Linked DNA regions of Mus musculus: regions 2 and 3 are each linked to region 1. Evidence: chromatin loops called from intact Hi-C (ENCODE). Cell type or tissue: left cerebral cortex. All regions are shown on one strand.

The links. Peaks named below come from ENCODE experiments on the same cell type or tissue, not always from the same donor. Only the 100,000 strongest peaks of a DNase experiment are listed, where the experiment ranks them.
Region 2: a loop joins it to region 1, with 2.2 times the contacts of the local background. A loop is called at or near these places in 3 of 42 quality-filtered maps.
Region 3: a loop joins it to region 1, with 3 times the contacts of the local background. A loop is called at or near these places in 3 of 42 quality-filtered maps.

Annotation. Positions count from the first base shown.
Region 1 is chr14:16,576,176-16,578,675 of GRCm38, forward strand. It overlaps a transcript of Rarb not described here. Among named protein-coding and RNA genes, the nearest start is that of Rarb, 2.0 kb to the left of the region's middle. In left cerebral cortex, a CTCF peak has its summit at 1,083; DNase peaks (open chromatin) are centred at 558 and 940.
Region 2 is chr14:16,740,686-16,743,185 of GRCm38, forward strand. It overlaps a transcript of Rarb not described here. Among named protein-coding and RNA genes, the nearest start is that of Rarb, 170 kb to the left of the region's middle. In left cerebral cortex, a CTCF peak has its summit at 1,201; DNase peaks (open chromatin) are centred at 61, 496 and 2,152; H3K27ac peaks cover 979 bases.
Region 3 is chr14:16,734,584-16,737,083 of GRCm38, forward strand. It overlaps a transcript of Rarb not described here. Among named protein-coding and RNA genes, the nearest start is that of Rarb, 160 kb to the left of the region's middle. In left cerebral cortex, no CTCF peak of the experiment used is centred here; a DNase peak (open chromatin) is centred at 1,369.

The DNA of each region.
Region 1 (2,500 bases):
CCTTTCTCTTCTTTCTATCCACCACCTCCCTCCCCCCACCCCCCACCCCCCACCCCCCATTGCCAATCGCACTCTCACAAACACAGAAAGTGAAAGGCAAAACACAGAGACTGAGGTGTGTGTGTGTGTGTGTGTGTGTGTGTGTGTGTGAGAGAGAGAGAGAGAGAGAGAGAGAGAGACAGACAGACAGAGAGAGATATAGAGACAGAGAGAGACAGAGAGAGATATAGAGACAGAGAGAGACAGAGAGAGATATAGAGACAGAGAGAGACAGAGAGAGATATAGAGACAGAGAGAGAGAGACAGAGAAAGAATTTTAGATTCTGGTTTGCTGGTTGGTGAAAACAGTAACTCTGTCACTGGCCATCTGTGTGTCTAGGAAAATACTGATTTTCTCTAGGACCCAGTTTTCTCATCTGTATACCATCCATAGAACGTAAATAACTACCTGTCACTTCTCAATAAACACACAAAAGGAATATTAGCAGTGTCTCAGCCTCCTGTTTCTAGCTGTGGGACTTTTGCCAAGGATACCCAGACCTTCCTGAGGCTACAGTGTTCAGCAGTTAGTAGACTTGTGCCCTGTCTGAACCCACGCCAATCCTCAGTCTATGCACAGAGTGTTGGTGGCCACTTCGTCAGGCACAGGTCCCCACACATAACGTGGAGTTTGAAAATACTCCTCATACTGGGCAAGTATGAGGGTTTTATAATTCTGAAAGCTAGACTTGGCTCAGACCACCCCTGTCCAATTATACCTGTTTTAAAAAAATACAAATAAAAAACCTAATCTTCAGACAAGAGGATTTCTCTTTTCTTTTTTTAACTGGTTACACTGACTCAGCCTAGGGGAAGGAGCAGAATTTTTTTTAGTTGTTCTCAAAAACCCAGAGGCAATTAATATAGATGCAGCCAAACAGCCAGCACTTTCAAAAAGGGAAGCCACCTGCAGCTAGCTTCCAACTTCTCCATTGGAAAGAAGATGCCGGGCAGAGCCAGACTCTGCTTCCTTCTCTGCCAAGCTGGGAATTCTCCCACAGGAGGCTGGCAAGGAAATGGGTGGGGAAGCCCTGACTCCTGTCTTCCTTTGTGGGCAGTGCAGGGAGGGAAGGACACTGACACACAGGGGAGCCTGTCAGGTACACCCACCCTTGCTGAAATGCCCTTCTGACTAGTTTGCTATTATTTGGCTGTCCTGGCACAGGATGGGAGCATGCTGCACACTCCTCCTTAGGGAGTGAGTGTCCCTAAGAAAGCCCTCTATACCTGCAGCATAGGAAGCTCAGCGTGCTGAAGGGAGAGCTCTCACTGGAAGTGCACACTGTTTTGCTTTCCTTTCTGTAGCCATTTTGTTAGAAACTTGTCAACTACAAAGACAACACACATTACAAAGCGACCACTTAACTGACCACCACTGAACAATTGTAAAGATACAAAACGCTGGGCTATGTGTGACTTTCTGCTTGGCCCAAGAGACTTACTGTCCCTGAATGCTTCCTTGAGGTCTTGGGTTCCCTGGAAACAGAGTCACGAGCACCTAGTATTGGAGGTGGAGGAAAAGGTATGGGCAGAGGGGAGAGGAACTGAACAGAACTGAAATAAGTTAGAGGTGAGAAAGCTTGGCACCATGGCAGATACCTGTGTCTCAGGTGCCCTTTCTCCAGGAGGCTGCTGCACTTCCTTGTGGAAATTGCTAATAATGGTCCCAAAGTGCAGGGAGGCAGTGGTCATGGGAAAGAGAGGTTGAGCCCAGAAATGTCTTCCACAATATTCCTCCTTTGTGTGCCTGTGTGTTGCTAAAATTCCTTTTCTTCAGGAGACCTAAGCAATATTTAACCCTTCTCCTAACCCTATGGTTCCAAGGACAGAGGTCAGTATTACTAGAGGTCACTCTAAGGAACTTTGAGTTTACTGGGCTTCCTTACAAAGCATAATTGAAAAGTCACTTACAGGGATGTGTGGGGGTGCTCCCTCCCTAACTAGGCACTCTTGGAAGGTCTGTACTTCAGCAGAGAAGACAGCTTCCCCACAGCTATGTAGATGAAGACCACATTCCTCATATATTTAAGGCCTTCCCCAGGCCATGGGCAATTAAGGCAGAGTTGCATACAACAGGTGGTGGGGGAAGATGTCACCCTCCCCAGTCTTTCCTGGGGTGGAGCAGTATTATCAACAAGCCTAGCTAGGATTATCCCTTTGCAAGGGGACATAGCTGAAATCCCCAAGATAGCAGTTGCTTGGCTGAAAGGATACAGTCTCTAGCAAGGCTCTTTGTGGTTGTGGTGTGGTGATTGCTTGTGATTGGGGAATTTCTTTTTTTGCACAAGGATAATTTAGATTTATAATCACCTCGAGATTCTTTTAATTGTAGAGAAATGAACTTGATCAGTATTTAAATCTGCGTGGATGGGATATTATGGACTTCTTATAATGTAGTGGGACTCATAGTCAGTGAGTCATTTCTCATCATGGATTAATTACACCATTGGCAGCGATTGAG
Region 2 (2,500 bases), 160 kb after region 1:
AAGCGAGCCTTCCTGGAGGCTGTTTCTACAGCGCTGCTCTACTGTCAGGCCTCAGAGATGACACTGAATGAAGCAAGCAGGAAGCATGGCTAGGTGAATTACATAGGAAGCCTAAAGTTACTGCAGTGACTATGTGAGTGGCAGGTCGTTCACTTGAAAATGGAGTGACACCATCCTTTGGGTCATTCTAACCCTTTGGCTAGATGGACTTCCCCAACCCCTACCTCTGCCTCACACACCTTAGAGAAGTTGAAAATGTAAACACTGCAGTCTGCCACCTTGTCCTCCCTGGTTGGGGAGGTGGGAATCAAAAGGAAGTCCTCCTGGCTGATGAAGAAACCCCCACAGGCCTGTGTAGCTGCACTATAAACCTGGTTCTGTGAGGATACCACCAAGCAGTTCTCAGCACGGGGTGTCATCCAACCCCTGGTCCAGAAGCATACACTTTCTCGGCTCACCCACATTTCCTCAGCTCTGACTTCAGAGTGTGAATGCTTGCCAAGAGCCATTTATGCTCCAGGCATTTGCTTAGGCTTTTGGGATTCATGAGGGGAGAAAGCCAGACCCAAAAGCAGAGCTCTCTTGTTACAGTGTGAGGGAATAAAACAAGACTCGTATTAAGTAAATATTTTTTTATTTTAAAACTAAGGTGCTACCAGAAAGGGAAAAGCAAAAATATAGGCAGTAGTAAAAGTGCTAGAGTGACTCAGTGTGGAGTTGAGCACGGATTCAGCTCTGAGGGAACCACTCAGCACAGGCACAGCTCAGCACGGGTGCAGCGCCGAGGGTGCAGCTCAGCACGGGTGCAGCACCGAGGGTGCAGCTCAGCACGGGTGCAACACTGAAGGTGCAGCACTGGGGTTGCAGCTCAGCACGGGTGCAGTGCTGAGGGTGCAGCACTCAGGGTGCAGCTCATCAGGGGCACAGCACTGAGGGTGAAGCTGAGCAGGGGCGCAGCACTTAGGGTACAGTTCAGCATTGGCTGCAGCGCTGAGAGTGTGCCACATAGCTTTCTCAGCCTTTGAGAGGCCTTGGGTTGGACCTTTAGTACCATAGCCAACCAATCAGACAAGGGTGGAAATGAGAGTCTTAATTATAAATAAGGAAGTGAGTAGAAGAGTCTGAAGGAAGAGGAGGTTGCTCACAGAGCCTAAGGGAAGATACTGCATACAGAGATCAGTCCCAGGAACAAGTTCCCTGGTGGAGAGGCTGAGGAATGCAAAGAGCAGGAAAGAGCCCAGCACTAAATGCTAGACCGGATACCAAATTCTCTGCCTCCAATCTCTTTCTATTTTAAACAACTAGAAGGATCTCTCTTCCCCTCCTAAACTGGGTCCGATGCAAAAAATTTGCCCCCAACCTTGTAGAAATGCATTGAAATTCTCTTTGGTGTTTATACCTACGCCAGAGCGAGTTCCCCTTCAAATTTGGTGTTGTAAAGACCTAGAACCTTTCAGAAAAGGTACTTAACACATGGTTATCAACAGCAAATGGGCACAGCCAAACAGGAGAGAGTTTTGTGGGAGGATGTGGATTCCAATACAGCTAAAAGTGTGGGAGATAAAGATCTTCCTTGTTGAAGTAACACATTTAGTATTCTAATGAAGTAATTATAAAAGTAAGTAATTATTGAAATAACTGCATCAACTCCCAGCCATTAAAATCCCTCTAAACAGCTCTGGCACTAAGGCTTGGCTATTAGAAACCTTGGCAACCACTCAAGCCTACAACAGCTTCTAATTAATTGATCTCACCTCTAATCTGCTATTGTTAGCTCAGCACTGATCATTTGTTTGGCCCATGGATCCTATTGCCCCTTCCTTTTGATTGTATTTGTTACTGTACCCTCTCTATCTCCTTCAATTAAGCACAGGTTAAGTGGTTCACTCGCAAGAGAATAGGAGATAATGGTACCAATCAGAGTAATCTCTTTAATTTGCTAAATGAATTACAGGGAAACCCCAGCCAAAGTGAAGTCATAGCTAGTGGCCTTCACGTGAACTATACATAAGGACTATCTAATCATTAACCCACCATAAGCCAGGGATCCACAGGATTTCCATCAGGAGATGGTTCTCTGAGACTAAATCTCCCCACTCACTCCATCCCCAGATTACTCTTAACTTTCCAGTGCAACAGACATCGTCACATGCCACCACAGTGGAAGTCAGCAGTCTTTAGTCAAGAGGGTGGATTTATAGTCTCTCTAAAGACATGCATGAGCTGAAATTCATTTTTCTCACTTGTGCTATAAATGCAAACTCAGTTTCATTGGCACAATGGGCTGGCTTTTGCTGACTCTTAGGAAAATGTATATTTAAGAGTAAACAAATTTGGTGAATCTTCCTTCCCTTTGTGAACTTGCTATTTGCTATTAACACACACACACACACACACACACACACACACACACCCCAAACATATACTCACACACACACACATACATTCTCACACACATTCACACAAACACACCCACACATTCATATATACATTCACACAC
Region 3 (2,500 bases), 160 kb after region 1:
AGGGGATATATGACCCCACAGATATGACTATATCTGAACAGGAAGTGAATCTTCTCAGTGCTGAGGGCATGTGACTTGTGTCTGGAATACAGTGTGCTATTTAGTGTAGTATGGCTATCCAACAATGCTTTACAGTCTGGGGACTCCCATGGTTCTCCATGTGCACCATCAATGTGTTAACAAGGTTGTTTCTTTTAAGGCTGCCCCCTCCCCCTGGAACTATAGGTTATCTTTAGGGTGTTTGCACATAGTCTCACTCCTGTGTAGGCCTGCACTCATCTCAGTTTTTAATACAGCTACTATAGTGGGTTGGGACCTACCCTAATGATCCCTTTTGATCTCATTACTTCTTCATCCCTCTATCTTAAAAGCAGTTACATTCTTAGGTAAAAGATAAATTAAAACTCACCCTTAAAGCAGGGCTTTCTTTGAATAGCACCATATTTCATCAGCCTGAAGAATTAGAGAGCATTCTCTAAAAAGTTCTCCTGTATTTAAACTCACGAGTAGGTGGGAGGTTTTCTGTAGGCTATAGTGTAGCTGAAGAATCACCCCAACCTTCCAGGGAGGCCAGTGCTTTCTCCCCCAGCTAAGAATAGTGGTGACATCCTTTCAGCCTCCAGGAATTCCCGAGATTCCCTTCTTCATAGGGCCTTTGGGTCTCTTGGTCTCTTGTGGAAGAAATGTTGATGAGTCGCTAAAACATGAATCTTTTGGTTTATTTCCAAAATATTATTTACGGCTCAGGTCATGCCTCTGCAGTGCTTCCAGGAAGCAGAAAGGAATGTCCCAGAGAGGAAAACAATTCCCTGCTTCCTCCCACTCCTTTATTATGCTATAAACATTTGTTAATAGAGCAATTATCTTTTGAGTTGTAAAGCTAAATAAGTCCATGGAAGAAAGGGGTGAGGGGAAAGTACAATTGCTCAGGCTTAATGAAGTCCAGTGAAATGACTCTGAGCAGATGCGAGATAGGAGGGCAGAGCCCTCTTTGGATGAGGCTTACTTAATAAAGGAGAGCATGCCTTGCTGCTGACCCAAATCTCCTTACACCCGGGGCTTGTCGAATAATGTAAACAAGTACAAAATAAAACTATCAGCTAGCACATTTAGCCTGGGCTGCAGAGTGATTTCAAGACCAGCCAGGGTGACTTAGACTGTTCTCAGAATAACAAGTGAAAAGAGGGCCAGTGACTTGGTTTAGGGCTGTGCATCCTTTTCAGACATGTCATGTTGTGACTGCAATGAGCAGGCAAAGCAAGTACATGGAACAATTCTGTTGGCGAGCTGGGCATTAACATAGCCAGCTTTCCCAAACATTTGACAAGTGTCTGCTACTATTTTTAGTTTGTTCCATACACATATTTTGTCTCACAGTTTCCAAGTCAGAAGTCTTCACTGAGAATATGCAGTCAGACACACTGAGAAACCTAGTGGAGCTGGTGGAATATTTGAACATTGGTTCTGAAGATAGCTTTATCCCAGACACAGCACACCCCAAAGGGCCCTTCTGCTGCTCACTGGGGCTGGGTGCACTGTCACTGTGGCTGTATGGCTTCAGTGGTGGAAGAGAAGTGGACTTCTGTCCTTGACTTTGGGGACGATTATTCCAGGAGTTAAGCAACAGAGGAGTCTTGTCCTCCTATCAGAAATGGATGGGCCACAATTGAGACACAGTGGGGAGGCTAAAGAAAAAGGAAGGAAGGGTAAAGAGCATGTCTCCTATTTTTGTATCAAGCCTGAGAGCAGAAGTCTCAATATTGGGCACATGAGAGGTAAATGTTGCTGGGTGATGGATTCTATTTGAAGACAACTTTGGTTCTTCATCATTTCTACTGTAGGGAGCTTAGCTGAGGGTCAGGAAGCATCTCCATTGGAGAAACCCCAGACAATCATGGCACGAATAGATACATCCCTCACAGACTAGCCTGACTCCCACCCTAGGCTCAATAGGGGTAATGTGGCTGTGTCTTGACTTTGATGGACAGCAAAATCATAGGGACATTTTGTGACAAAGAGTTGGATCAAGCAAAATTTACCACTTGTACTGGCTAGTTTTGTGTCAACTTGACACAGCTGGAGTTATCACAGAGAAAGGGGCTTCATTTGGGGAAATGCCTCCATGAGATCCAGCTGTAAGGCATTTTCTCAATTAATGATCAAGGGGGAAAGGCCCCTTGTGGGTGGCACCAACTCTGGGCTGTTAGTCTTGGGTTCTATAAGAAAGCAGGCTGAGCAAGGCAAGGGAAGCAAGCCAGTAAAGAACATCCCTCCATGGCCTCTGCATCAGCTCCTGCTTTCTGACCTGCTTGAGTTCCAGTCCTGCATCCTTTGGTGATCAACAGCAGTATGGAAATGTAAGCCGAATAAACCCTTTCCTCCCCAACTTGCTTCTTGGTCATGATGTTTGTGCAGAAATAGAAACCCTGACTAAGACACCACTCAATGGCATATGTCCCTTAGCTTGCTCTGTAGTACTTGTGGCTTGAATTTCTGTGAC